2 separate regions of the Homo sapiens genome follow, and region 1 is linked to region 2. Evidence: chromatin loops called from intact Hi-C (ENCODE). Cell type or tissue: dorsolateral prefrontal cortex. All regions are shown on one strand. Links, peaks and the distances in the headings refer to the core of each region. The heading gives the core; the rest is flanking DNA.

The links. Peaks named below come from ENCODE experiments on the same cell type or tissue, not always from the same donor. Only the 100,000 strongest peaks of a DNase experiment are listed, where the experiment ranks them.
Region 1: it touches region 2 in a loop (6-fold over the local background); 56 of 110 quality-filtered maps call a loop at or near these places.

What each region holds. Positions count from the first base shown.
Region 1 is chr20:40,961,660-40,977,224 of GRCh38, forward strand. No RefSeq gene overlaps it. Among named protein-coding and RNA genes, the nearest start is that of TOP1, 59 kb to the right of the region's middle. In dorsolateral prefrontal cortex, for the core only: CTCF peaks have their summits at 7,260 (motif pointing right) and 7,464; a DNase peak (open chromatin) is centred at 7,262; H3K4me3 peaks cover 885 bases.
Region 2 is chr20:39,261,751-39,277,315 of GRCh38, forward strand. No RefSeq gene overlaps it. Among named protein-coding and RNA genes, the nearest start is that of LINC01734, 45 kb to the left of the region's middle. RefSeq lists an enhancer at 7,630-8,130. In dorsolateral prefrontal cortex, for the core only: CTCF peaks have their summits at 7,372 (motif pointing right) and 7,581; a DNase peak (open chromatin) is centred at 7,381; H3K27ac peaks cover 328 bases.

The DNA.
Region 1 (15,565 bases), core at 4,112-12,111, 1.7 Mb after region 2:
TGGGTGGCTGAGAAATGCACCACTGTCCCCACCCTGCCTTTCTCAAGAAATAAAACACAAACAAGAACAAAGAAAGAAAGCAAAAGGAAAAAAAAATGGAATTCTGCAGCCCATCCCACAAGGTCCAGGCCTTCCTTGGGAGAAGGGGAGGTGCCAAGAACTCCAGATGTGTTGATCCCTGGGTTTGCACAGCCATCTGATTCTTCTTGAGGACAGGAAATGAAATTTTACAAAGGTGCCCATTATGTGCCAAGCGCTTGTTACTTCATAGAACAACCACAAGGATACCACAAGGTTGGTATTAGTCATTCTTGTTTTTAAGGGAGAACTCAGAAAGATGAAAAGCCTTGCCCAAAATCACGAGTCTCAGACCCTCACGGTGCCAAAGCCAAGATTCAAGCCCAGGAACAGCAGATCCTGACTCGATTCTTCCTCCACGCTTCCACATGGCCACCCGAGCACCTGACTCTAGGTCCAGTTCCAGTGTGGGCTGGAAGGAGCCTCTCCATGCTGATGCCAATCACAATCATGGCCACTACTTCCCATGCGCCCCTGGGTGCCAGGCTGCAGCTCCAAAGGTTGGAGTCACTCCATCCTCCCCAAAACTTAACGAGGCCAGGATTCTCATTCCCATTTCACAATGAAGACGCTGAGGCACAGCGATGTTAAATGACCTGTCCAAGGTCACAGGATAAAGTCATGGCAGAGCCAGGTCTCCACCTGATGGGCTGAAAACCGCACAAGGGCCAGGGTAGTGCCCAGCTTTGCTCCCACCTGGGCCCCACAGAGTGACAGCTCAGCAAGTGTGTGCTGGATGGGGAGACTGGTAGAGGGAGGGAAGGAAGGATGGACAGGTCAGCACAGCCGTGGAAGAGAATGGCTAAGAGGTGACACTCAGAGCCAAACTGCCAGGGCTCAAACCTCAGCTTTGCCACTTTTTACCTGCAAGTTTCTTAATTTGTCCCTACGTCAATTTTCTTATCTGAAAAATGCAGATAATAATAGTTCTTACTAGCTAGGGTTCTTAAGAGAAACAAGTGAGTTCATATGGAGCCTGGGACATGGTGGGTGCCCTACACTATTGTGGATTAGTGGAGGACAGGCAGGTCTAAAGCCGTGGACTGGCGGCAGCCCAACCACAAGGTGTCCTCATGAGGCCTCCAGTGAGGTCAGCCCCACCCTTGCACACTGAGAGTGAGCGCCTCCTGAGCACCTCGCTGGCCTCACCTAAATCCCTTCCAACCCTGGTCAGCCCATGACTTTCCATCTGGGCTTCCCCAGTCCCGCAGGGTCCAGTTGCCCCAACCCAGAGGACAGAGACGCTCAGACCAGCCCCGAAAGCGTCTCCAGCCTGGTAACAGTGAGCACCCCATCTCTGAGAGGTTAAAGCAGAGTGGGACGGCCACCTGGGGACCTGCAGACAGGCTTCTGGCTGGGAAGGAGACTGGAAGCCACTTTGAAGCTTTGTGCCGGCTGAGCATTACCGGCGCGAATGGCCACAGCGCCACCTGGTGGAAATATAAGAAATGACCTAAGGGGCCCCAGAGGGTGGAACACAAGCAGCATCCTCTCCGAGTGGGACAGGCCCCAGCCCAGGTGCTTCTCACAACAGGGGTACTTGGACATTCAACAAATAAATGAGGCCCCAATACCAAGCACTTTGGTGCGTTGTTTTCACGCGCTATACCATTTAATTCTAACAACACTCTAAGGAAGGCATCCTTACCCTTTTTACAAATAAAGACATTGAGCTCGGAGATGCAACGTTTATTTGACCAAGGTCACACAGCTAGCAGTGGCAGAGTCAGGATTTGAGCTCTCGAATTCTGACTCCACAGCCTGCCCTCCTAATTGCTAAGCCTTGGGGGATTCCATGAGAAAGAAAACCAGCACCCCTCCCCTGTCCCACCCCTTCGTTTCATGGAGCTTACACCTAGTCAGGGGAACAGACAGAAATCAGAAATTCACTGACTAGGTACCGTGTGTCAGGCACTGGGCTAAGTTCTAGCAATACCGTGGTGAAGAGGGTGGTCAGGGTCCCTGCTCAAATGAATCCTGTGGGGAAGAAGGACATTAACCAAATAATCACACAAATATGCGACTATAACGGGAGACGTAAAGGAAAGATTTGGGTTCTGAGACCCACTGACCAGGCACCTACTGCGCTGAAGCAGTAACATACTGAGCTGAGAGCTGAAAGGTGACCAGGACTTACCCAGGAAAAGACGCACTTATTCATTCTTTGACAAATGAAAGCACTGTGTGTTCCCCATGGTGTTTTCCTCTTTTGTTACAATAAATAAATAGACTGTATATACGCTATTGCAACTTGCATGTATAAATAATAGACTGTATATATGCTATTGCAACTTGCTTTCTAAGTCTACATAGTTTTTTGGTTCTTTGCATGGCAATACACAGAGATCATTTGTTTTAACTAAGGAGGCTGTCACACAACTGACATCTGCCTTATGCACCACGATGTATTTATCTGTGCCCCTGCTGATGACACTTGAGTTGTTTCCAAATTTTAACTCCTACAAACTGCTACAGCCACATCCTCCAAGTCCATAGTCTCTCAAAGTGCATGCATATGAGTTCCCCTGTGGTAAGTGCCCATGTTCCCTTTAATACTTGTCAACATCATTTTGCTGGAGAAGAGAAGAAAAAAAAATTTTTTTTTTTTTTTTGAGATGGAGTCTCACTCTGTCACCCAGGCTGGAATACAGGGGCGTGATCTCGGCTCACTGCAACCTCCACCTCCCGGGTTCTGGCGAATCTCCTGCCTCAGCCTCCTGAGTAGCTGGGATTACAGGCACACGCCACCATGCCCAGCTAATTTTTGTATTTTTGGTAGAGATGGGATTTCACCCTATTGGCCAGGCTGGTCTCAAACTCCTGACCTCAAGTGATCTGCCCACCTCAACCTCCCAAAGTGCTAGGATTACAGGCACGAGCCAGTGCACCTGGCCAAAAATAATTTTCTATTACTAATAAGTTTATACAAAAACAAATTCATTCACTAGTTCATTTACCCCAGCTGAAGCCAAGTTAAGGATCTAAAACACATTTGCCAAAATGCTTCCCACTTTTCTATAGGCCTTATTCTTTCTTCGGTTTTCTTTTATAATTTTTCTAAGACACTACTTCTTAAGAGATACATGTAAAGGGTTCTAAATTTCATTTCTTAAAAAAATCACCTGTCTCATAAACATTTTGCATTCCTAATTTCAGGATTTCAGCTGACCACTCCATGGCCTTCAGGCTGGCTCATCTGAGGGTTAGTGGCACCTCCATAGTTACACCATATAACTTGCAGACACATACCTTCTTACAGATAGGTGAGGACTGGGAGGAATGGCCTACATTTCTTTTTTTTTTTTTCAACTTTTATTTTAAGTTCGGGGTACATATGCAGGATGTGCAGGCCTGTTACGTAGGTAAACGAGTGCCATGGTGGTTTGTTGCACAGATCATCCCATCACCTAGGATTAAGCCCAGTATCCATTAGCTATTCCTCCTGATGCTCTCCCTCCCCCCACCCCATCGCATAGGCCCTAGTGTGTGTTGTTTCCCCCCAAGGTGTCCATGTGTTCTCATCATTCAGCTTCCATGTATAAGTGAGAACATGCGGTGTTTGGCTTTCTGTTCCTGTGTTAGTTTGCTGAGGATAATGGCCTCCAGCTTCATCCATGTCCCTGCAAAGGACGTGATCTCGTTCCTTTTTATGGCTGCATAGTATTCCTTGGTGTATATGTACCTCATGTCTTTGCTGTTGTGAAGAGTGCTGCAATGAACATACGTGTGCATGGTCTCTTTATAATAGAATGATTTCTATTCCTTTGGGTATATACCCAGTAATGGGATGGCTGGGCCAAATGGTATTTCTGCCTCTAGGTCTTTGAGGAATTGCCACGCTGTCTTCCACAATGGTTGAACTAATTTACATTCCCACTAACAGTGTAAAAGCATTCCTTTTTCTCTGCAATCTCGCCAGCATCTGTTGTTTTTTTACTTTTTAATAATAGCCAGAATGATTTAAGTCGATATCCAAGGGTGGACCAGTTCCCATGTTTCCCAGCCTGTGAGGAGTCTCCTGTGAAAATCTGAGCTAGCCAGCACTATATTTCCCATCGATGCCCATCATGTGTTATGGCCCCTGACCTGGGCTGCAGGTGCCCGAGTAAACTGAAGGTTTCCAGGGTGTCAGGTCTAGAGGAGACATCGTCAGCACTGACCTTGAGGCCTGTGAAGCCCATGGTGGTCTCTTTGGAGGAGGATGAGGGTTAGGGCAGGGTGGCTGCCCAGTTCCCAATAACAGCCCTTTTTCTGGAATTGCCCTTGATTCTCAGAACTATGGTGAACCTGGCCAGTGCTAGGATAGTGAAAGGCAAAAGGGACTCTATGGCCCAAACTTGCCACCATCTCTACCAAATTTATTCTCTGGGCCCTCTCTATTGTCCACTTTGTCAGGAGCTGAGATGAGCTGAGCTAAACAGGGTGGAACTGAAAGTCGAGACCCCAAGAGAGGAGGCATCTGATCCAACAGCAGTTCCGAAATCTGCCACCAGGTAACAGCAGAGCTCCTGCTCTGTCTCTGGTCTCTCACTGGCATGGGGTCCCCTGGGACTCTGATCTGCACCCAGGCTTGGCCTTGAGGGTCCTCTGCTTGTCTCAACTCTGCAATTCATTGTGAGCCTCCAGTCCCCATCAAAAAGCACCACTAGCAGGATAAGATTCTGTGGTCTGTTGGGGCACAGGGACTGTCTTGTGCCCCCTGGAAGTCTGTTTCCAAAGGATCCTGTTCATTTCACAGGAGGCCTAGGGCAGGGCTACCAGGCAGCTCTGGAAAACCCAGGAGACAACACAGGGCAGCTCAGGTTGCCACTAGAGAGAGGATTCTAGAGCCCAATAAAGTGTCCCTGCTGCTGTCCCCTCATCTGTGGCCACAAGGCCTTGAACCCCGACTCAGATTCACTCCCTGCAGCCACAGGCCTGAGCCCAGCCCAGCCTGGTAAGCCGTATTCTGAAATTGTTAAAGAAAAAGATGAAGGCCTGAGGGCTCGCAGTCTGGGGCCATGTGCCAAGCCCTGCCTTCTCCCGTGCCCATCATTCCAAGCAGCTCTGACCTCACTGAACTCAAACAAGGACTCCACACCCCAACACCCAATGTACCAGCACAGGAGTCTCCCTGTAAGGCCCCAGATTTCTGGATGAGCATAGACCCATCTGATGGCCCCTAGGAGGCTGTTTGTGGCCTGAGTTCTGGTTTGGCACCCTATCCATGATCAGGGCGGACCAGCCTAGGTGGGAAAATGAGACCTGGAGAGGTTGGAGACCCTGCCCAAAGCCTGGGGCCTGAAACCTGAGGTCTGGCAGGTTCCTGGCTCCACACTCTCACAGCTCCCTGTGACAATCCCTTCATTGCGCACATCACAATTATAATTCCGTGATGCATATGCTTGCATGGCCTTTTAATGTCCTGCTACCCGCGTGACCTGTAAGCCCCATGAAAGAAGGGACTATGTTCACTCCTGTAACCCCTTGCAACTAGTGCAATGCCTGGCACACAGTAGATGCTCAGAAAATAACTGGAATAAGTAAAATAATAAAGGGACATCCTCCTAAAGGAGACCTTAAGACATTTATAAAATGTTTTACAATTTACAAAGCACCCCCCACAGTTTTCCAGTTTCATTCTCCCCACCACCCCGTGAAATAGGTACTATTAGGCTGGGTGCAGTGGCTCACACCTGTAATCCCAGAACTTTGGGAGGCTGAGTGGGTGGATCACCTGAGGTCAGGAGTTCGAGACCAGCCTGGCCAACATGGTGAAACCCCGTCTCTACTAAAAATACAAAAATTAGCCAGCCATGGTGGTGGAAGCCTGTAATCCCAGCTACTCTGGAGGCTGAGGCTGGAGAATCGCTTGAACCCGGGAGGTGGAGGTTGCAGTGAGCCAAGATCGTGCCATTTCACTCTAGCCTGGGCAACAAGAGCGAGACTCTGTCTCAGGAAAAAAAAAAAAAGAGAGAGAGAGAGAGAAATAGGTACTATTATTGCCCACATAATGCAGTGTACTCATTTCCTATCTCTGCAACAACGAATTAACACACACAGTGGCTAAAACAACACAAGTTTATTTTCTGACTGGAGGTCAGATGTCCAACCCAGGCCCTATGGGCTAAAATCAAGGTGTCAGCAGGGCTGTGTTCCTTCTGGGAGCTCTCAGGAAAATCTATCTCCTTCCTTTCTCCAGCTTCCAGAGACCACCCATGTTTCTTGGCTCATAGTCACTTCCTCTAGCGTCGAAGCCAGCAATGTCACATCTCTCTTACTGAAGCCAGAAGAGGTTCTCTGTATTTAAGGATGCCTGTGATTAGGTTAGGCCTACCTGCATAATCCGGGATAATCATACATTCCAGACATTAGGATACACACATCTTTTTTTTTTTTTTTTTTTTTTTTTTTTTGGTGGTGGTGAGCGGGGAGAGATGTTATCCTGCCTAACACACAGAGATTCACAGAGATTCATAAACGGAGAGGTGAATTAACCAGCCCACCTCGCCCAGCTTGTGACTGAAGTGAGATTTAAAGCCAACATTTTGGGGCTACAGAATCTGAGCTCTTTCTCCCCTTTTCCAGAGCCAGAAGGGAAGGACACAGGGGCCCAGTCTCCATACAGTAAATACACATTTTATTTTATTTTATTTTATTTCATTTTTTGAGACAGGGTCGCACTCTGACCCCCAGGCTAGAGTGCAGTGGTACAATCACAGCTCACTGCGGCCTCAACCTCTGTGGCTCAAGTAATCCTCTCACCTCAGCCTCCTGAGTAGCTGAGACTACAGGAACACACCACCACACCTGGCTAATTTTTTTTTATTTTTTTGTAGAGACAGGGTCTCACTTTGTTGCCAACACTGGTCTTGAATTCCTGGGCTCAAGCACTCCTCCTGCCTTAGCCTCTCAAAGTGCTGGGATCACAGGTGTGAGCCACTGTGCCAGCCCACACTTTTATTTATGATTAAAGAGAAAGAAAAAAAAAAAGATGCGCTTGTCTGGAGGGTGAGGCCGTGTGGGAAAACTTTTTATTTGCTTGCCTTTATTATCATTACTTTAACGGTGTATTTAATAAATACAACGTTTTCAGCTAGAGGGAAAAAGGAATTAACCCAAGTCATTGGTTGAGTATGAAGGCATGGAGCCCCCACGGCCCTCCTCGCTGCAATTAAGCAAATGGCCAGCAGATGGCGGGGCATGCTCACAGCAGGGCCTTGCTCTCCGGACCATCTCTTTTACGGGCCGCCGAGCAAAGGTCTTTCTTTTCTCTTCTTCAAAACCCACTCTACAAGGAAATCTTCAGAAACATTCCAGCAGGCAAGACAAGGGCATAAAGGCCAGGGGGTCCCCCAGCCTCAGGACAGCAAGTGTGGGGACGTGCCCTACTGCATGCCCCATCCCCTGAGCCAGGAACAAAGACCAGAGGTCAAGCCGGCAGCAGTTGAGGAAGAGGGTCAGGCGTGGCTGTGTGTCCCGAATTGGTGGGTTCTTGGTCTCACTGACTTCAAGAATGAAGCCGCGGACCCTTGCGGTGAGTGTTACAGTTCTTAAAGGCGGCGTGTCCGGAGTTTGTTCCTTCTGATGTTCGGATGTGTTTGGAGTTTCTTCCTTCTGGTGGGTTCGTGGTCTCGCTGGCTCAGGAAAGAAGCTGCAGACCTTCGCGGTGAGTGTTACAGCTCTTAAGGCGGCACGTCTGGAGTTGTTCGTTCCTCTCGGTGGGTTCGTGGTCTCACTGGCTTCAGGAGTGAAGCTGCAGACCTTTGCGGTGAGTGTTACAGCTCATAAAGGCAGTGTGGACCCAAAGAGTGAGCAGCAGCAAGATTTATTGCAAAGAGTGAAAAAACAAAGCTTCCACAGTGTGGAAGGGGACCTGAGTGGGTTGCCACTGCTGGCTCAGGCAGCCTGCTTTTAGCTGCAGGGCAGCGGAAGGCAGGATCAGCTGGGTTACAGGACACTTAGGATGACCGGACACTTTACACGCTTTTACACACATTTATCATTACATCTCCTCTTCCTTGTGGCCCAGTATGGCACCTGGCATCAAAAATACTGAACTGGCTGGGAAGATGGTTGGTAGCAATGCCAGCGCAGTTTTTGAACCCCTCCAAATTTCTACATAAAAATAAGCAGGTCAGGTCAGGCGCAATGGCTCACACCTGTGATCCCAGCACTTTGGGAGGCCGAGGCAGGCAGATCACCTGAGGTTAGGAGTTTGAGACCAGCCTCGCCAACATGGCGAAACTCCATCTCTACTAAAAATACAAAAATTAACTGGGAATGGTGATGCACGCCTGTAATCCCAGCTACTTGGGGGGCTGAGGCAGGAGAATCCCTTGAACCCGGGAGGTGGAGGTTGCAGTGAGCTGAGATCGCACCACTGCACTCCAGCCTGGGCAACAGAGTGAGACTCTGTCTCAAAAATAAAAAATAAAAATAAGCAGGTCAGATTAGCAAAAGCAAAACCTACAGACAATGTTCGCTTAAAATTAGATGATAAGGTATCCCCATGAACACCAAAACACAAGCGGGGAAGCACAGCCCTCCCATAGCCACCTACATGTCATCAGGTCCCCCTACGTTCCCCCAGGGAGGCTTCCTTGGTTTAGATTCTGGCCCTTGGTGCCCCATCCAGCAGCCAACAGAGGGAAACAAGGAGCCCTCTGATGGACTTAAGAACAGGAGAATCCCAAAAGAGCCAGCAGGTATTCACGAGGAAGCAAGGAGGGACAACTGGAGACAGCAGCAGAAGCTGGGAGGGTCTCGCCCAGTCCGGGAGCAGGTGAGAGTCAGCAAGGACTAAGGGACTGCAGCGGTAGAGCCTTGAGAACCCTCAACACTGACCCACTTGGCTTCCCTTCCAGGACAGGATCACATAGCACTGAGCATGGAATCAAAATGGAGCAGGATCTGGACAATCAAAAGGAAGGAAGGAGAAGGCCAGGCGTGGTGGCTCATGCCTGTAATCTCAACACTTTGAGAGGCCGAGGCAGGCAGATCACTTGAGGTCAGGAGTTCAAGACCAGCGTGGCCAATGTGGTGAAACCCTGTCTGTATTAAAAAAAACAAAAATTAGCCAGGTGTGGTGACAGGTGCCTGTAATCCCAGATACTTGGGAGGCTAAGGCAAGAGAATCGCTTGAACCAGGGAGGCAGAGGTTGCAGTGGGCTGAGATTTTGCCATTGCATTCCAACCTGGGTGACAGAACGAGTCTCTGACTTAAAAAAAAAAAAAAAAGGAGAAAATTCAGATAGAAGCAGAGGGAGGAAATTAAGTCAAGGAACCTCAGGAAGCAAGCCATCACATTTTTGCACATGAAAACCACAGGAGAGGGTACTCTTGAAGTTGGAAACGCCATTCTGATCATCTCTTTCTTCAAGTTTGGGAACACTAATTCCACATAAAAACTAACAATGGAAAAGTCTTGAGGCCAAATCCCATGCAAAGTTAATTTAAGCAAAAGGAGAATAGGGAGCAAAATGACATTCCCACAAACAGAAAAGGCATGCCAGCAGGACATATCTCGGAAGAGATCAAAACTGTAACCTTCTATTTTAAAATGACCTAAAATTTCAATTATGCACAATGTGAAAGAACAACATAACTGAGAATTAGAAACTCATATAAATAAGGTGACACAAATCAGAAAAGAATTAAAAACTTAAGAAAAAAAATTTCAGGAATGAAGACTAGAAGGAACATAAGAGCAAACTGATGCAACTTTAAGATAATGCCTTAAAAGAAAAAGGTGAAAAGGAAGAAATATTTTAAATCAGTAGGAAATGAACGCTATTTTCTAAAATCGTCTAGAGAAAGTGGCAAATATTGAAATTAGGCAAAGAAGTTCCAACGTATCAATAATAAGAGTTCTTGAAGAAGAAAACCAAAGCAAGAGGACAAGTAATAAAAACAAAATCAAGAGAACTTACTGAAATTTTTAAAAATTGAAGTTACATATTGAAAGCACATACTGCATACCTGAAAATATCAACTCAGAATAATCAGACATATTCAAATAAAATTACAGACTTTGAGAAAAGTGGGGTGGTGAGGGGAGAATCCTTCAGCATCTATGTAAATAATTGACTTATAAGGAAAAATCAATTATTATCAGACTTCTCAAGAGCAATGCTTTATACCAAAAGAAAGATGTTACATGTTTAAGATGTTCAAAAACAAAGAATATGTTAATAATTTTATGTCCAGCAAAACTGACTTGAAAGTATAATGGGCAGAGGCAAATTGTTATTAGCATGAAATAGAGGATATTGTTCTCATGGGCTCTTCCTGTAAACGTCTTAGATCAAAAGCTTCAGACAAGCAAAATGACTAGGAAGACAAAAAATGAAATTTAAAAAACTGGTAATGAACGTTAAACATATAGTTACTTATGCAACTAAGACTAAATGAGAATTGTAAAGGAGAAAATATAGCAGGTAATGGCTATACACCCTGACAATGTAGCTACAAGACCACTTTTTTTATTTTTAATTTTTGTGGGTACATAGTGGTTTGGTTTTGTTTTGTTTTGTTTTTGTTTTTGTTTTTGTTTTTGTTTTTGTTTTGAGACAGAGTTTCACTCTGTTGCCCAGGCGGTTGTGCAGTGGCGCAATCTCAGCTCGCTGCAACCTCTGCCTCCTGGGCTTAAGGGATCCTCCTGCCAAAGCTCCCAAGCTGGGACCACAGGTGCACACCACCATGCCCAGCTTATTTTTTAAGGTTTTTTTGTGTAGAGACAAGGTCTCACTATATTGCAGGCTGGTCTCGAACTCCTGGGCTCACGTAATGCTCCTGCCTTGGCCTCTCAAAGTGCTGGGATTACAGGCGTGAGCCACTGCACCGGGCCATAAGTGTATATATTAATATTTGTGGCTTACAGAGATATTTTGATAGAGGCACACAATGTGTAATCGTCAGATCAGGGTAAATGGAGTATCCATCACCTCAAGCGTTTATCCTTTGTGTTACAAACAATCCAATTACTCTTTTAGTTATTTTTAAATGTACAACTATTTTTTATGATAGTCACCCTGTTGTGCTAGCAAATAGTAGGTCTTATTCATTCTTCCTAATTTTTTGTACCCATTAACCATCCTTCTACTCTGTGTCTCCATGAATTCAATCATCTTAATGTTTAGCTCCTACAAATAAGCAAAAACATGCAGTCTTTTTTTTTTTTTTTTTTTTTTTTTTTTTTGCAGCAGAGTCTCTCACTGTGTTGCCAGGCTGGAGTACAATGGCATAATCTTGGCTCACTGCAACCTCCGCCTCCCAGGCTTCAGCGGTTCTCCTGCCTCAGCCTCCAGAGTAGCTGGGATTACAGGCACGCGCTCCTGAACCCAACTAGTTTTTTTTTATTTTTAGTAGAGATGGGGTTTCACCATGTTGCCCAGGCTGGTCTTGAACTCTTAACCTCAAATGATCCAAATGATCCACTTTGGAAGCCTCGGCCTTCCAAAGTGCTGGGATTACAGGCATGAGCCACCGCACCTAGCCCGAAGTTTGTCTTTCTGTGCCTAGCTTATTTCACTTAACATAATGACTTCCAGTTCCAACCATGTTGTTGCAAATGACAGGATACCATTCTTTTTATGACTGAATAGTATTCCATTGTGTATATGCACCACATTTTCTTTATCCACTCATCTGTTGATGGATTGCTTCCAAATCTTGACTATTGTGAATAGTGCTGCAGTAAACATGAGAGTGCAAATATCTCTTTGATATACTGATTTCCTTTGTTTTGGGTATATACCCAGCAGTGGGATTGCTGGATTGTACGGTAGCTCTATTTTTAGTTTTTTGAGGAACCTCCAACTTGTTCTCCATAGTGGTTGTACTAATTAACATTCCCACCAGCAGTGTACAAGAGTTCCCTTTTCTCCACATCCTCACCAGCATTTGTTATTCCCTGTCTTTGGGATAAAAGCCATTTTAACTGGGGTGACATGATAACTCATTGTAGTTTTGATTGGCATTTCTCTAATGATCAATGACTTTGAGCACCTTTTCATATACCTGTGTGCTATTTATATGTCTTCATTTGGGAAATGTCTATTCAGATATTTTGCCCATTTTTAATAGAATTATTAGGTTTTTTCCTATAGAGTTATTTGAGCTCCTTATATATTCTGTTATTAGTCCCTTGTCAGATGGGTAGTTTGCCAATATTTTCTCCCATTCTATGGGAGGTTTTTTGAGGGTTTTTTTTATCATGAAGGCTGTTGAATTTTATCAAATGGTTTTTCAGCATCAATTGAAATGATCTTATGATTTTTGTCCTTCATTCTGTGATTCTATGATTCTATGGGTTGTCTATGATTCTATGGGATTCTATGATTCTGTGATTCTGTGGGTTTCTCTTCACTTGTTGATTGTTTCCTTTGCTGTGTAGAAGTTTTTTTTAACTTGGTGTGATCCCATTTGTCCATTTTTGCTTTAGTTGCCTGTGCTTGTGGGTTATTATTACTCAAGAAATCCTTTACCTCTCCAATGTCCTGGAGGGTTTCCTCAGTGTTTTCTTTTTGTGGTTTCATAGTTTGAGGTCTTACATTTAAGTCTTTAATCAATTTGGATTTGATTTTTCTATGTGGTGAAAGATAGGAGTCTAGTATCATTCTCCTGCATGTGGATATCCACTTTTCCCAGCACCATTTATTGAAGAGAATGTCCTTTCCCCAATGTATGTTATTGGTACCTTTGCCAAAAATGAGTTCACCCTAGATATATGGATTCATTCGGGAGTTCTCTATTCTGCTCTACTAGTGCATGTGTCTGTTTTTATGCCAGTACTATGCTGTTTTGGTTCCTATAGCTATGTAATATAATTTGAAGGCAGGTAATGTGATTCTTCCAGTTTTGTTCTTTTCGCTCAGGATCGCTTTGGCTATTCTGGGTCTTTTGTGGTTCCATATAAATTTTAGGATTGTTTATTCTATTTCTGTGAAGAATGTCATTGGTGTTTTGATAGGGATTGCATTGAATCTGTAGATTCCTTTGGGTAGTAAGGACATTTTAACAATATTGATTCTTCTAATCCATGAATATGAAATATCTTTCCATTTCCTTGTGTCCTCTTCAGTTTCTTTCACCACTGTTTTATCATTTTAATTGTAGAGATCTTTCACCTCTTTGGTTAAGTTAATTCCCAGGTATTTTATTTTATTCGTGGCAATTGTAAATGGGATTAATTTCTTGAATTCTTTTTCAGGTTGTTCGCTGTTGGCAAATAGAAATGGTACTGACTTTGGTATGTTGTTTTTGTATCCTGCAGCCTTATTGAATTTGTTTATCAGTTCTAATAATTTTTTGGTGGAGTCATTGGATTTTTTCAAATATAAAGATTATATAATCTGAAAACAAAGATAATCTGAATTCTTTCTTTCCAATTTCGATGCCCTTTATTTCTTTCTCCTGTCTGATTGTTCTAGATAGGATTTCCAGTACTATGTTGAATAACAGTGATGAAAGTGGCCATCCTTGTAGTGCTTCAGATCCTAGAGGAAAAGCTTTCAGTTTTTCCCCATTCAGTATGGTACTAGCTATGGGTCTGTTGTATATGGGTTTTATTATGTTGAGGTATGTCCTTCTATACCCAGGTTTTTTGAGGGTTTTTATCATGAAGGGCTGTTGAATTTTATCAAATGCTTTTTCAGCATCAATTGAAATGATCTTATGATTTTTGTCCTTCATTCTGTGACATGATGTACCACATTGATTTATTTGCATATGTTCAACCATCTTTGCATCACTGGGATAAATCCTACTTAGTCATAAGGAATGATCTTTTTAATGTGTTGTTCAATTTTGGTTGCTAGTATTTTGTTGAGGATTTTTGCATTAAAATTCATCAGGGATATTGGCCTGTAGTTTTTGTTTTTTGTTGTTGTTGTTTGTTTGTTTGTTTTGATGTGTCTTTGTCTGGTTTTGCTATCAGGGTAATTCTGGCCACATAGAATAAGTTTGGAAGTATTCCTCCCTCCTCTATTTTTTGGAAGAGTTTGAGTAGGATTGGTATTAGTTCTTCTTTAAATGTTTTGTAGAATTTAGCAGTGAAGCCATCTGGTCCCAGGATTTTCTGTGCTGGGAGACTTTTTACTACAGCTTCTATTTCATTACTCATTACTTGTCCATTCAGGTTTTGTTTTTTGTTTTTTGTTTTTGTTTTTGTTTTGAGACAGAGTCTCGCTCTGTCACCCAGGCTGGAGTACAGTGGCATGATCTCAGCTCACTGCAAGCTCCCCCTCCCAGGTTCACGCCATTCTCCTTCCTCAGCCTCCTGAGTAGCTGGGACTACAGGTGCCCGCCACCACACCCAGCAAATTTTTTGCATTTTTAGTAGAGATGGGGTTTCACCGTGTTAGCCAGGATGGTCTCAATCTCCTGACCTCATGATCCGCCCACCTTGGCCTCCCAAAATGCTGGGATTACAGGCATGAGCCACCGTGCCTGGCCAGGTTTTGGATCCTCATGATTCAATCTTGGTAGGTTGTATGTATCTAGAAATTTATCCATTTCTTCTAGATTTTCTAACTTATTAGCATATATTTGCTCATACTAGCCATTAATTATCCTTTGAATTTCTGCAGTATCAGTTGTAGTATTTCCTTTCTCATCTCTGATTTTATTTCTTTGTCTTCTCTCTTTTATTCTTCAATTGTCTGTCTAAAGGTTTGTCAATTTTGTTTATCTTTCAAAAAAACTTTGTTTTGTTGATCTTTTGTATTGTTTTTTGTTTGTTTCAATTTCATTTATTTCTGTTCTGATTGTTAATATTTCCTTTCTTCTACTAATTTTGGGTTTGGTTTGCTTTTGCTTTTCCAGTTCTTTAAGATGTATCATTAAATTGTTTATTTGAAATTTTTCTTCTTTTTTGATGTAGGTGCTTGTAACTATAAATTTCCCTCTTGGTACTGCTTTCACTGTATCCCATAGATTTTGGTATGTTATGTTTCCATTATCATTTGTTTCAAGAAATTTTCTGATTTCCTCTTTAATTTCATCATTGACCCACTGGTTATTCACGAGAATATTGTTAATTTCCATGTGTTTGTATAGTTTCCAAAATTCCTCTTGTTATTGATTTCTAGTTTTATTCCATTGTGGTCAAAAAGATACTTGATATATTTTTCAAATTTTTTTAATGTTTTAAGATTTGTTTTGTGATCTAACATATGGTATATCATTGAGAATGATCCATGTGCTGAGGAAAAGAATGCATATTCTGCAGCTACTGGATGAAATGTTCTGTAAATATCTATTAAGTCCATTTGGTCTACTGTACAGATTAAGTTCAATGTTTCTTTGTTGATTTTTCTGTCTGGAAGATCTGTCCAGTGCTAAAAGTGGGATGTGGAAGTCTCCAGCTGTTATTGTATTGGAGTCTATCTCTCTCTTTAGGTCTAATAGTATTTGGTTTATATATCTGAGTGCTCCAATGTTGGGTGCATGTATATTTACAATTGTTATATCCTCTTACTGCATTAACTCATTTATCATTATATAG
Region 2 (15,565 bases), core at 3,680-11,679:
TGCCTCAGCCACCTGAGTAGCTGGGATTACAGGCGCACGCCATCACACCTGGCTATTTTTTTTTTTGTGTGTCTTTAGTAGAGATGGGGTTTCACCATGTTGGCCAGGCTGGTCTTGAACTCCTCACCTTGTGATCCACCTGCCTCGGCCTCCCAAAGCGCTAGGATTACAGGCATGAACCACCGCACCCTGCCCAACTTTTCTGTCTCTTTTACCCACTCTATCTAAACAATCACCAAGTTATATGAATTCTATCTACTAAATCTCCCCTACTCTCAACCCCGTCCACTTTCGCACTCCTCCTGATGCCCCCTGGGTCTCAATTTCCATCATCTCCTTCTTGAATTCTTGCTACCAGTTTCTAATTGGTCTCTTGATTCCAGTCTTGTGGTCCTCTATACATTAGTTATGAACTATTTAAAGTATACAGAAAATTACAGATAATGGTAAAACAGACACTCATTCATCTACCACTTAGATTTAACAAACATTAGTATTTTGCCATATTTGGATTAACTAATTGAAAAATAAAATGTTACAAATACAGTTAAAGAGCCCCATTCTTTTCTTACACATCTTTCTATCCCAAAGATAACTACTGACAAGCTGGTGTATATCTTTTCTATGTTTTAAAAATTCATATGTAAATATATATCTACAATTTGCATGATTTAAATATTTAAAATTCATATAAGTTATACTGCATGTATAATTCTGAAAAAAATTAATATTATACCTTTGAGATTTATCGATGTTGATACGTAGAGCTCTGATTCATTCATTTGAGCTGCTATGCTAAACTGTAGTTATAATCTATACTTTCCTTATCAGTTTCCCTATCCCTGGTTGCATCCAGCCTTTCTCTGTTATAATAAACGCTTGAAGAGAAATCTGCACTCCCATGTTTATTGCAGCATTATTCACAATAGCCAAGATATGGAGCCAACCTAAGTGTCCATCAACAGATGAGTGAACAAAGAAAAGGTGGTACATATCCACAATGGAATACTATTCAGCCATAAAAAAAGAATGAAATTCTGCCATTCCTGGAAATGTAGATGAATGAAATAAGTCAGACACAGAAAGATAAATACCACATGTTCTCACTCATATGTAGGAGCTAAAAATGTTGGACTCATAGAAGCAAAGAGTAGAATTGTAGTTACTGGAGGTTGGGAAGGGTAGTGGGGAGGGAAGAAAAAGGAAGTTGGTTAATGGATGCAAAAATATAGCTAGATAGGAGGAATAAGTTCTATTGTTCCATAGCTCTGTAGGGTGACTATAGTTAACAATAATTTATTGTATATTTTTAAATAGCTAGAAGAGAGGGCTTTTAATGTTCTCAACACAAAGAAATGACAAGTGTTGGAGGTGATGAATTTGCTAATCACCACATATTGTATAGTGTATCCAAATATCACTCTGTATCCCATTAATATACACAGTTACTGTGTGTCAATTAAAAAGAAGGTTAAGAAACAAGCAAGCATGCTATGCCTTGGCAAAGAAATGTCTTAGATGACTCAGAAAGTAATCTGAGACTCAAAGATACACATGGAGAATTTAAACAAAGTTGTTCCATGTTGTGAAAAAAGTGCTGCAATAAACATACTTATTCAAGGATCCTTAAATATTTATGTGTTTCTCTCCTTTTCAGGGTTAGATCTTGTATAGTCTGTTCTCACATTGCTGTAAAGAAATACCTGAGACTGGGTAATTTATAAAGAAAAGAGGTTTAATTGGCTCATGATTCTGCAGGCTGTACGGGAAGCATGGTGCTGGCAGCTGCTCAGCTTCTGGAAAGTCCTCAAGAAACTTACAATCATGGCAGAAGGCAGAGGGGAAGCAAGGTGTCTCACATGGTGGGAGCACGAGCAAGAGAGAGAGGGGGAAGGTGCTACACACTTTTAAACAACCAGATCTCATGGTAACTCACTATCAGGAGAACAGCACCAAGGGGATGGTGATAAACCATTCATGAGAAACTGTCTCCCACCAGGGCCCACCTCCAATACTGGGGACTACAATTCCACATGAGACTTGGTGGGTCACGATCTAAACCGTATCAGATCTAAAATGAGAATAGTTGAGCATTATGCTATAAGCATCTGTCTTAGTCTGTTCAGGCTGCTATAACAAAATACTACAAAAAGGTGGCTTATAAACAGCAGAAGTTTCTTACAGTTCTGGCATCTAGGAAGTCCAAGATCAAGGAACTGGCAGATTTAGGGTGTGGTGAGGGTCCACTTTCTCATAGACAGTCTTCTTTCCACTCCAACTGCACATGGTGGAAGTGGTAAGGGGTCTGTCTTGGGTTTCTTTTATAAGAGCACTAATCCCATTTCTGAGGTTCCACCTCCATGACCTAATCACTTTCCAAAGTCTCCACATTCTCTTACCATCACCTTGGGGGATGAGGATTTCAACATATGACTTTGGGGGAACATAAATGTTCAGCTCACAGTGTATCTTTACCAGATTTTGCCATTTTTTTTACAACGGTTTTCATCAATTTATACTTCCATCAAGAGTTATCAGAATTTTCATTTTCTTACATTTTCACCGCAACTCACAAATACTTAAATATGAAGAGTGAGAAGTGGTACATCATTGTTTTAATTTGTGTTTAATTGTGTTTCATACGAGAAATAGAGCATCAGAGAAGGAACAAAATTTTTGACTTTCCAGGTTATGAGGACTACTTTGATTGAATTAAATGGGTAGGGCAGAAGTCTGCTGAGCAGGAGGGGCACACAAAGGGAGAACACAGTAGGAAGGGTTGAGGTGGGAGGAGCCTGCACTTGTGATCAGGACTTAGAATGTGTGACAAAAACTAGTGCTGCACATATCACCTGAGCTGAGACTGGGAACCTCTTCTGACTCATCCTCAGATGGAAATAACCCCAGTGACTGCTCCCTGCATCCCACAGAAAAGCCTGCTTCTGGTGCCTTCTGTTTCTGAGTTGTTTTACCTTGCAGCCTCTAGGTGGCGCACCTGAGTTCTAGCTGCTCAGGCCTGTGGAAAGCGCAGGGATGACTAACAGAAGAACTGGGAGTTATCCAAGAGCCGAGGTCCTAGGGTGAAGAGGTGCAGGGGAGCTCAAGCCAGTGTTTAGTAATAATTTTAAAACCCTAATTGCAAGGGGTGAAGCAGATTATAACAGTTACAGTGATGATATGAAGAGCAGTATAATACAGATTTTAATTAATTTTTCATTCAGCACATATTTGTTGAATGTCTGTTGTATGCTAGCAACTGTTGTAGGTGCTGGGCATGCAATTAGCAGTCAATAAAGCAAGACCCCTGCTTGCAGTCTAGTGGGGGAGGAAGATAGGCAATAAGGAAACAAAATGCTTGGATGCAAAGGACAGAGTAAGGCAAGTGGAGGAATTAGTGATATGGTAGACACACTAGGGGATGGTTTCCCAGAGCAGAGTTTTGCCATATGAAATAGGAGCCCACCTTGCAATCCAGCCAGTGGAGCAGGAATAGTAAAGAGAGGACTTTAGGGATTGGGGAAAAATGTGTGCCCAGACCCAGAAGTCTCAACCACAGGAAGGAGGGACTCAGGAAACTGTCTGGGAGTCACTGAATGTTGTCGGTTGTGAAGTGCAGGGAGATGAGGCCACAGAGGTGTTTAGGAGCCGGGTCATGGTTGGACAAGCTATGGGGTTGGAGCTTTATCCAGTGGTGATGGGAAAGCAGAGGGCGATTTTAAGTGAGTGGATTTGCCAGTAGCATCTTGGGGGATAAACTGGAAGCGGGGAGACTTAAGCTAGGGAGACTAGTGGGAGGCAGTGTGTGCAGCTGTCCAGGAGGTGTCAGGGAAGAGGTATGGGGCCTGAATCAGCTCAGTGTTACTGGAGATGAAGGAAAGGAGGTAGGTTTGACTGAATTTGGTGACCGACTGAACATGGCAGTGGGAGGGACAGGGAGGAGTCCTCAATGCCCTGGCCCCTGGCCTGAGTGACCATTCACATTGCCTGAGTGGCTCCCTTTGCCCTATGCATGTGTCTTCCTGACCCCAGAGTCATTTTTATTACTTTCAAGTGTGTAGAGTAACCAGAACTGAACTAATAAAGTGCAGCAGTTCTGCTTTAATGAGCAGAAAAGAGTAATTTGTAATTAGCATATACATTATTTGTACATAATGAGTGCTTCCAAAGTCCTTATGGGGTTGTTTGTCTTCCTAAGTATTTAAAACCCCACCTCCTCCCAACCATCTTGTTTATGCTGTTTATTTGTACTATCTGTTCTTAAAAATGCACCCACGTGCATATGTACACACTGACACATTCATTCGCCTGCAGCCATCTGTACATTGTCTGCAGCCAGAGAGGCACACATAGGAACACGCAGCTACCATTTCACTCATTTGTAAATGTAACCCCACACTTGCATGCACCAGCACAGATACACAAACACTCAGGTCTACACATAAAAATGCACATGCATGTGTACACACATGTACATGTACCTGTTCCCTTGTATATACACATGCCCAGGAAGTACACAGAACATGTACTTTCATAAGAAGCCACAGGTGCAAACTTGCATTTATAACTGTGCCCATGCACATACATGTGTATACACACAGGTCACAGGCCTACATGCACACATGTTCAAACAGATACATAAATCTGGGAGGAATTGGGGCTTCAATTGGTCTCTTTCTCCTCAAGTACTGATGATGTAAAGCTTTTTATGATTTTGGTCTTGTCCAAAGATTTGAGGTTTTGGAGTCTTCGTCTTCTTGTTCAAAGCATCTTGTTCTTGTGTGGATCAGCTACTGTTAGCTAATGTTACCTATCTGTTACCCTGCTGGAAAGCTGGATTTATGAATGATCCCTAAAATAAAGGTCCTATGTGTACCACAGCAATAGGCCTAAATGAGTAGCTGAGAGGTGAACTTTTGCCGCCTTGGGACCAGGCCTCTGCTGGGGCAATAAGCAGTAAATAACTGTAGCTAGTACCATTATTTTTGGGCCCTTACACAAAAAACTCTGCATAGTGATAAGGTAGACTGAAAACAAGCAGCTTCTGAGTAGTAATTGTGTACCAGGATTTCTCATCTACATTGCCACATGGACTTACTCTATAGCATTTTGAGGTCAGAATAATTATCCTTATATTACAGATAAGAAAACTGAGGCTCAACGAAATGAAAGCATTTGCTCACGGCTGCACAAACATGGGTTTGAACCCAGGAGAATCTCTTGCATTATTTAATCTCTTCTCCTTAGCTCACCACCCTCTACCCTGCTGGGTCCCCCAAACACAGGGTCTGCTGGAGCAGATATGAGACAAGGACAGAGCTGGTGATAGTCTTTGGTGCCTCTGAACTTGCATGAGGTGTTTCTGCATGGTTGAAGAGCAATGATGAGATGCTCCATTCACCCAAGGGTCAGAGGTGGTCTTTCCTGGGGAAAACATGACTCAGCTTTTCTGACCTTGTGGTTCGCTTTTGACATGACTCCAGAGAAGGTGCTGGTAAAGCCATCGTTTCTCTGAGGATTTGAGTAGATACCACACCTCAGCTCCAAAAATTAGGTTCGCAACAATTTACAATAAGATATATACCCTAGGTGAACAAGCAAAGGACCAGGACTCCTTTATCGTGTTAGAAATGTCATAGTTCCTAAAATGTCTAAGCTGTATGGTTGGTCACCTGCCATTCATTGGCCAAGCATTGTGCTTAGATGAACCTGGGCATAGGAAAAGTTGAAGGAGACATCCAGGCCACTTTTGGTTTACATTACTGGAAACATTTTAAAGACAAAAAATCATGCAGATGTTTTTATAGCTATTATTTTATTTTAGCCTTAAAACACTCATGAGGAAAGTAATGTTAATAACAATAATGGTGACAACAGCTGACTTTTATCGAATAGTTACTATCAACCAGGTCCCACAATACTCTCAATGTGCTAAGTGCTTCACGTGCAATAGTCTATTCAATTCTCACAACAACCCAATGAAGTTTGAGTCCTACAGTGGGTTATTACTGCTCCATTTTCCTGTTGAAAAATAAAGAATCAGTGAGGTAAAGTGACAGGGGCAGCATCTGCGGTAGAATCCAGGTCTCCTGACTCTTCAGACTGATCTCATGTCCTAGTACCATCCAGGGTCAGAGACTGCAAGGGCAGGTGGAATAAGGTTAGGGTGCTGGGAACAATATGCTGGTGTGTACTCCAGCCTCTGTGGCCCTAAAACTGTCACAAGTGATGGTTTCCAACCAAGTCAATTGGGTGTCTGACTTTCATCCTGGGACCAGGAAAGTGGGGCTTCACGACTGCCTTGATGGTACTGGTTTGTTTTACAGTGTTTGCCAGTTTCTGTGGTGTAAATACTTACACTATGTCTGATTTCAAGCTAGCAACTGTTTAGCAATTGGGAGAGAAGGATAGAGGGAGAAGGGAAGAGAGAGAGGCATTTGCTTACATCATGTCTGATTTCAAGCTAGCAACCGTTTAGTGATTGGGAGAGAAGGATAGAGGGAGAAGGGAAAGGAGAGAGGCATATGTAACAACTGCATATTTAACAGTTGGCTTTCTGGCTCCTCCAGCCGACTGCTTGGGCCCAACACCCTAGCAATTAACCTTTTGCTACTCCTGGGCTCCAAGGAGGCCAGGCCGTGGGAACAGAGCACCAGAAGGATATTTCAAGGCAGTTTCTCCATTGCCTCAGCCTGGATGAGGCTGATAGTGTTTTACTTCTTCCTTTGCCTCCCTCAGGGAGAAAACAAAGAGTGGATCCCAGAAAGGCCAGGGCCTCTAATCTCTCAGTACAAGTCTTTGAAAGGAGAGGAAGGGAGCTGGGTCTACCGCAGAGAGCTGGCAAGGCTGGGTCTCTGGAGGCTGGGGCCAGGGGCTCCGCGTGTGGAGTATGGAGCAGAGCCGGTGGGCTGGGAGGAAACGACTGGCGGAAGGCCTCCTGGACCCTCTATCCTGTCTTCATAACTCCCACACAGATTAATGAGCCTCAGGATGCCCTTGGTTTTGGCCAGCCATGCTTGGGGCCTCCCCAAAATAGACAGGACGCCCAGTGCCTCTTGCTATTGTCCCAGCTATTGTCTTTATGAGCCTCCTGGGTTCAGGGATCACATCCTAACTCTTCCTGTTCGTGCTTAATCACCATCCGGATGGATGGACACTTGCAGACAGACTGGGGGCAATGCAGACTCAGGGAAGCCAGTACTGTGTGCGTGTGGAGAGATCTGGCCCCACCGTGTCCATGGCTGAAAAGGGAGAAATGGGGCCATGGTGGAGCTTTTGCAAAGACTCAGCGCTCCTTTCTTGGCTGAGGCTGGCTGAGGGGGCCACCAGGCTCAGAGCTGGTGCCCTGGGGTAGGGCAGTGTATGGGGCAGAGTCAGCCACTAGGGGGCAGGCCCCGACAGCAGGTGGGCCAGGCAAAACCCTGTCAATGCTCAAAAGGATGGTGGGAGGACTGACAGCCACAAAAACTGACCCGCTTGGGGTCTTGGGGCCCCCTCCAGGGTCTGGTCAGCTCCAGAGAGAACCAACACCCAGGGGAGTCTGGGAAGCAAGGACAGCAGTGATGGGAAGCTATCCGTAGATTCCCTGTATCATCCTAGTCTGGGGTGATGGAACTGTGATGAGCCGCATCTGCGTCTGGATGGGGATGGGCACGTGGCTTCCCCCTGCTGTGGAAGATGCAAGGAGCAGGAAGAACAGTGACAGAGAAGGACAGGCCTGGGGATAGGGTCAGGAGCTGGCAGCTGCAGCCCCAGCACAAAAGCCAGATGCAGGAACCCTGGCTTGGGGTATACAAGCCCCTGAAGGGGCCTTTTTGGTTTGTATCCTCCTGGGCCTGCCTGGCCAGGCCAGCTTCCTGTTAGCCTAGCAAAGCTGAGATTTGTCAGCTACTCCAAAGCAGTCCCTGCCCTTCCTGCTCTTGACTCTGCAGTATTTTGCCTTGGTTGATTCTGGCAGCTTGTGAGCCCTCTGAGCCTGCTGCCTGCCCCGGATGAAGCTGTCTGAGGTTCAGCTGAGCTGTCTGAAAGCCAGAGAAGCTTAGGATTTACCCTGAGGGAAAAAGACTGGGATGCACCCACTACTGGGAGGCCTGATAGACCCAGTGACCTATGGCAAACCATTTATTCTATTCAGCCATTCTCCCATCCATCCATCCCCTCCATCCATCTAGCCCCTCATCCATCCATCCTTCCATCAACTCACCCACCCAGCCACCCACCTACCCAGCTACTCATTTATCTACCCTGCCATGTATCCCTCCATCCTTTTCCATCCATCTGCCCATCCTTCCCCATTCATCCATTTATCAATCCATCTATTTTCCATCCATCCATTAATCTATTCTATCAGTATATGTCATTGAAACTTCCTCTGTGCCAGGCTCTCTTTTGGGTCCTGAGAATGCAGCAGTTCACATGACAGAAAAAGTTTCTGGATCATAAGAGCTAAATTTGAATGGCAATGTCCCAGTGACAAGCCAAATCACTCACTATGACATAAGGATGGAAATTGATGGCTCAGCTCTTAATCCATCGAGGCAGCAAACTCCCTACACCTCTTGCCCTGATACATACAGATATATTTACAATATGTATGAAGGCACCCCAAAATATGCATACCTGTGTATGCTCACATTGCATCCCCTTGGATAGCAACATGTCTTCAGGATAATTTGTGTACACATACCACCATACCCGAATGTATAACTATCTAAATACGTGCATGTGCATGGACATAAATTCACATATGCACACATGTACGTATAGGCACACAAGGCACTTACACATATTTGCACATATACATACATGTGCACATATACATACTTGTATATGTGCACCAGGAACACACAGGTGCACACACACACACACACACCTGTGCACAGCTACTCAGGCACATTGGCATATGCACTTTAACTTCATACAAATATATACACTTGGGTACAGTTTGGATCTGTATGCATATAAGATACATGTGCTCACATATGCACCTATCCATGCACACAGGTTGCATGTACATGAGCCTACACATGTGCATGTAAATACTCCCTCTGACTTTGACCTTTCACCAAAACCCCCGAACCCTACCATTTCCCCATTCTGTCCTGGGGAATTATCCATATCTCTGACAAGAGAATGGGTTACTAATGCAGCCACAGAGCTGTTTTGACACTTTTGATGAATAACATTCAATACTATTAATTGGAACAATTGCTTTTCATTTAACTAAATCATGGGAATTGCTAAACTAAATTGAAACGGAATGTGATTTTGCTTCGCACTGCTTTAATATGGGCCTCTAAATGTCTTCTCTCTGAAGGATTAGTAACTTAATCACCCACCAGTGATAACTGCTTCCCAGGCTCAGCCGGGAGGCTTCCTGCTCAGCAGCAGCCTGGCTGGTGAGGAACTGGGGGCCCAATGGCAACTACTCTGCCCCTTGCTTCCTCTCCCTGCATTATTCATCGTGGGGGAACACGGTTCTCTCCCTTCTCTGAGTCCAGCAGGACCCTCAGAGACAATTTCCATTTTCCCTGGGCTCTGCCTGTCTGCGTCCTGTCGAGGAGCTCTCATTCCAGGATCCTGGATGTGGGCGTGGATTCTGTCTCTGAGCTTCTCTGAGCCTTGCTGGAACACTTCGTCCTGAGAACACTGGCTCTGGAATCCTGGGGCCACGTATACCCTGAGGGCAGCCCAGTGCCTGGCTTAGCTTCCAGGGGCAAGTTGATGTGGGCCAGAAATGTTCCCTGCACTGCCTGGGGGAGCAGGGAAGGCCCCAGCCAGCTGGGCTGTTGCAGGGTGACCAACTGTTCTGGTTTGCCTGGGACTGAGGGGTTTCCAGGACATGGAACTTTTCAGGGCTAAAACTGGAAAGTCCCTGGCAAATCAGAACAGCTGATCATCCTAACTGTGGTGTCATCTGTGCCTCCAGCTAGAAATCATGTTTAACATTTATTGAGTGCTTACTGTGTGCTAGGTGCTTGACATACATTATTTAAATGTTGTGACAATGTTATGGGGATATGTTCTATTAACATATTCATTGTATAAGTGAGAAAACTAAGACTCAGTTATTTTTTAATCTTATCTATGTCCTCACAGGTGTGGACACAACAATAACAACAAGGATAACAAGGATAATAGGAGCTAATTTTATAAGAGCTTGCTCTGTGATAAGCACTTCTGCTAAAGGCTCAATGTGCATCCTACAGCAATCTTGAAGTTAGGTACCATTTTTGCTGTTCCTTCACAGAAGTGAAGGTTATTGCTAGTGAGTGCTAGACTGTGATTCTAGACCTAGCAGCGTCTCCCACCAGCCTCTACTGTGTTGGCTTGCCTGTTAGGCTACATGGGGCCTCCCAAGTCCTTTTCCTCTGGGTGGTCTAAGGAGACCCAGGCTACAGGATTCTGGAGGGTGAGGTCCTTAGCAAATTGAGTTGCTGAGCTTAGTGTGGCCTCTTCTAGGTACAGCTTCTGTCCTTGGGTGTGCAAAGGAGACATGGCCACTCCCTGAATAGGGATTTCAGGGACAGCCACCCCACCCCTTTCCACTGACACGGTTCCTGACACTGGGTCCTCTGAGTGGATTTGGCATGTGATTGTGGGGCCTGTGAGTTCTTATAAAGCCAGGTTCTTGCCTGCTTCTGCTGATCTAGGACTTGTTTGGACTGCAGCAACTTGTTTGCCCTGCAGCATGGTAGGTTGCCGTATCTGCCTCTCCATCCTCTCCTCCTCCCCAGCCCCAAGGTTGTCAGGAAAAATTGCTAAATTTGGCTCTGAGTTGTCACTCCAAAATATTTACAGGAAGAGAAAGGAGCCTGCTTTAAGGGGGTCCTTATTGGACCACTCCTAAGGGTCAGGTACTGTATCAGGCATTTCGGTTTATGTTCTCATTTAATCCAACAACATCCCAACAGTTAGGAATTATTATTCCCATTTCACAGTTCAGAGGGCAAAGGTGCTGAAGGAGGCCCAAGTTCATGCACCTGGTCAGTGCTACACCACAGTTTAGGAATCAGACTGTTTATTCCACTGACTCAATTCTCTTCCTAGGCAGATACTGCCATTCTCTAAAGCGTAGCTACTTCCGACCTCCAAGTTTCTCTGTCTCTCTGGAGAGGGCTCAGTGTGCTCAGTGTGATGATGAAGCTTGCAGGCTCTGAAGACAAATGAATATGGCCTGATGCCTGGTGCTTCATGAGGCATTGGGTTGAGATCTGCTTGTCTGTTGGAGTCTTTATGTGTAAAATAGGGATTCACACAGTCCCGACTTGGTAGCCCTGTTGTGTTGGTTGCACAAAGAAGAGCTCAGCACAGGGCCTGGCACAGGGCAGGGGATTAATAAGTGGTTGCTGCTATTATCATGTTTATGATTTCTGGCAGTTTGAAAGGAGATTCTCTGGAGTTCAGTGCTGTAGATGTCAAGCCTTGCCTCCCCTCCACATCTACGCTGCCTGCGCCCTTGAGTTTCCTATTAACTTAATAGGCCTGGACGTAAAGGAGCCAGTTGTTCATGGGATCCCAGAGTCAATCAACAATCCACCCTTCACTGCTTCCATTTGGTAAAATCGATATGTGTTGATTGAACACTGAGTCTGCGCAGAGCCCTGAGGCTGCGCCTGAGGAGGATTCAACCTCTCGCTGTGCCAGGGAGTGTAACTAAGATAGCGTTCTCTACCTGGGATCCCTGGACCAGCACCATCGGTATCATCTGGGAACATGTTAAAAAAAGCAAATGGGCCTACCCTAAGGCCCATTGAATCAGACATTCTGGGGTTGGGCCCCAGGAATGTGTGTTTTCGCAAGTTCCCCATATCACTCTGAGGCACGCTAAGGTGGGAGAAGCATTGCTCCAAGAGACCAAAACGCAGCTGTCCTCTGACAAGGACCAGCTAAGCCTGTGGGAGCACAGAGGGAAGAGAGGAGGACCCAGCTGGGGAACCTCTGGGGAGTGGGGTGCCCTGACAAATTCTTTCTTCCTGCTCGGGCTTGGGAAGGGGAGGAGCCAGGGCTGCAGTGAGTCCGCCTGGCACCTTCGACCGATTAGACAAAGGTGCCTTTTCTTCTGCGAGGATGCAGCGCTGCCGGTGAGGGGTGCGTAGGCTGGGTTTTCATCTCATTTACCCTTCACCCACATATGCAAGGCCCAGGCAAAGTGTATGATAGGCCTGGGTGCATTTGACAGGGGAAGAGCCGACCATACCTGTCCTCTGACGGTGGGGGGTGGCTCCTGGAATGCTGAGCTAGCAACCATGGTGAGTCCCCCTACTGTGTGGACCCTTGCCAGGCCTCAGGCCTCAGCAGTCACTTACATAAAACAGGTGGTGAAGGCCAAAGCCTGGGGAGAAAGAGGATAATCAGAGTCAAGTCATGAAGACAGCATGCCATGGGCTGGAGGAGATGTCCCACCCTGAGCCACCACAGGAGAAAATAAAGCAAATGATTGACAGCCCCTAAATGTGCGGGTTCCTCTAGAGCACTGTCCTCCTGCCACAGACAAATCAGCTGGATTTTGATGCAAAAGTCAAACCAACCACCGAGTATGGCTGAGGAGGAAGAGAAGGCTGTTGCCCTCAGCCTGCCCCAGTCAGTGCCACACAGTTAGCCTTTTACTTCCTTCTCCTTTCCTCCCTCTCTCCCTGGGGACCCTCTCAGACCACTCTCCCAAGGCCAGCTGGCCTCATTCCCATCCTCCCAACATAGGCTACCTTGGACTTCACCACCTCTAGATTTTGGCCTGCAGGAGCACCGCTCTCCACTGAGAGCACTTGCTGTCTCCCTTACACACCTGTTCTTGGTGGCCAGTGGCTCCTCCCTTCTCCTTGGCAGGTGTCCTAGGTTTTGTCTTCTGTTGGTTTCATGGAACACTGCCTTAATTGTTCCTGGGGCTTTAATGGGACCCTGTCCTCTTCTACATTCTTCTCTCTCCCAGAAGGTGACTTCTTGTAGGTAGGGGGTACTTGAGTCTCCTCCTCTGTTCCCCTTTTGTCCCCCAGACTGGGAACTTTTTATAGCAAAGTTAAGTCTCTCCCTGTCTCTGAACCAGTTCTCCACTCCAACATTTGCTACCACAAGTTTTGGACAAAGTAGAGGGAGAGGGAGCCCACCCAAGTCCAGCTCCAGGGGCCCCTAGACCTGCTTTGTTGGCCCTGTCTATGTCCCAGGTACCACAATTGTGGCAGGTCACTCTGGAGGGACTAGCTATCCTACAGCCCCAGACAATGGTCTGGGTTCTCGTTCCCTATCTCCTACCCCTCACCCCATATACACCCCGTATACCCACACAGCATGGGAGGTCACTAAAACTCATCACTCTCCCTGGAGGAAGCCTGAAGGGCAGCTGGACTAAGTGCCTCCATCCAACACCCTTGGAGGTTCACACTTATTTCTGTTGTCTCCATACCAACAGTGCATCAACTCTCATCTTTTCTGGCCCAAAGTTGGATAAAGCCCCAGCTCAAGTTCTCTTTTGTAGACTGGCAATAGAGTTGAGAAATGTAAAGAAGACGGATACTAAAAGATGAAGAAGTAGAACTTCCAGGAGAAGGAAGTTCTTAGGCAGTTCGTGGATGGGGCTCTAGCTAGGTGTAGTGAAGTTAGAAATGTGTACTTTCTAAGTCAGACAATTCTGAGTGTCTTGTATTTACTTTCATGTTTCTCAGTGATCTCTAACATTTGGTCCATATCTCACATCCTTGCCCTTCTCCAGAAATTTTCTTCTTTGATGTCGTAACTATTTTCTGGCTCCCAAAATCAGGTGAACCTGGGTACCATCTTCCCTGGGTCCTATGACCTCTCTTGCTGTGAGATGCCACTCTTCTGCCTCTTCCCCACTCTCTGTCTCCATCTTCTCTTCTCTTTTATTGACATGTCCCAAGGGTGCTCTTCTATGTTCTTTGATCTCTCCCATCTGTCTTGTTCACCTAAGCTGTCCCTTTCGTCTCTGCACATAGCTCCCAAATTCCAATTCTTGCTTCTAAGAAGGACCCTTTGGAACTGAGAGCTCTATGGAGCTACCCTCCAGCATAATCAGTTGCCTAGAGACATTTTCAAATGTAGTCCCGGCGAGTATCTAAAATCTGACCTGCCTCCAACTAAACCCAATATCTTCCTTCTCACTAGCAGTAGCTTCCTGCCTCACTCTTTCTGCTAAAAAGTTTCACCCAGACTCGAAAATTAATGTGTTTCTTTCTTGTCCCTATTTTCTTCTAAAAATCTGATCGGTAAGTTCCAGAATTTCCCCACCGTGTCCTTTCCTCTCCTGTGGACTGAACCCCTCCCTGGCTCACACACTTGCCCCACTGAGGGCTTCCTCCCATTGGCAGCTTCTATGCCATTCATCCAAAACATGCTGCCTGCCAAACTTATCTTTTTATTGCCCAGCAAGGACCATGTCCCTCTGCTACTTAACAATATTCTAGAGCATTATGCCAACTTCTCCCTGAATCCTTTCATTTGGGAGGTTCCTATGAGTATAGAGCTTAGACTATAAGGCCAGTCAGACCTGGGTAAAATTCTGACTCTGCCATTAAGTGAGCCCATAGGAGAGTAAACACACAGCCCTTAATAAATATGATTTCCCTGATTTATTCAAGTACAAGTAAGTTTACTTTTACTTTTCATAATTTTATGTCTCATTCGTACTTCTCTTTTGGTATCCACTACTTTTTTGTATCTAGCTATTTTAGTATGTATTTTCTTTTTAAAATTAATTTCTTAAGCAGAACCTACTTAGATATTTTAAAATGCAATAAATATTATGTAGAAAATTAGAACATATTAACACATACGGCCTCAGTGGCCAAAGCTGTAATCAGATGTCAATTCATAGCTATTCATTCCTTTGCTCTTACCTGGACAGGAGACAGCTACTGACCATTAAAATCTATTGTCTCTTTCCTTCATTTTAATAGATGTGCTGGGTACATGGTTACTCAGCTACACTTTATTTTTTATTTTCCCTTGAAGTTAGATGTGATTGTGTGACTTATTTATTTACCATAGAATATGAGCAGAAATGCTTTGTGCCATCTCCCATATACCCCCTCTCATATATTCCCCTCTGTGTTTTTTCCCTTTTTGGCTGATTGAGATGGCAAAAAGTAGGCTTGGAGGCCATTCGTTGAAGATGACATTGTCACTATCAGCCTGGGGTCCTGAAGGACCTCGTAGGACAGAATCTCAGCCACTTGGAACCTCTGCCCTGGACAGTTATGTGATAATTATAAAATCAGTCTTGCTTTTAGGCTACTGAAATGTGGGGGGTCTGTTTGTTACATCTGTTAATAGTTAGCCTACCTACTACTTACTCCCCATGGTAGGCAGAACTTTGGAAAGGTCCCATTCTAATATCCAGAACCTGTGATAAATACAAGGAAATATCATTCTCATGATTATGTTATGTTTTATGGCAAGTTGACCTTAAAATAGGGAGATTATCCTGGGATATCCAGGTGGAGTCAATGAAATCGCATGCGCCCTTAAAGGTAGAGAAACTTCTCCAGCAGTTGGCATAAGGGGAAGCCAGAAAGACTCAAAGTAGGAGAAGGAGTCAATGTGCCATTGTCGGTTT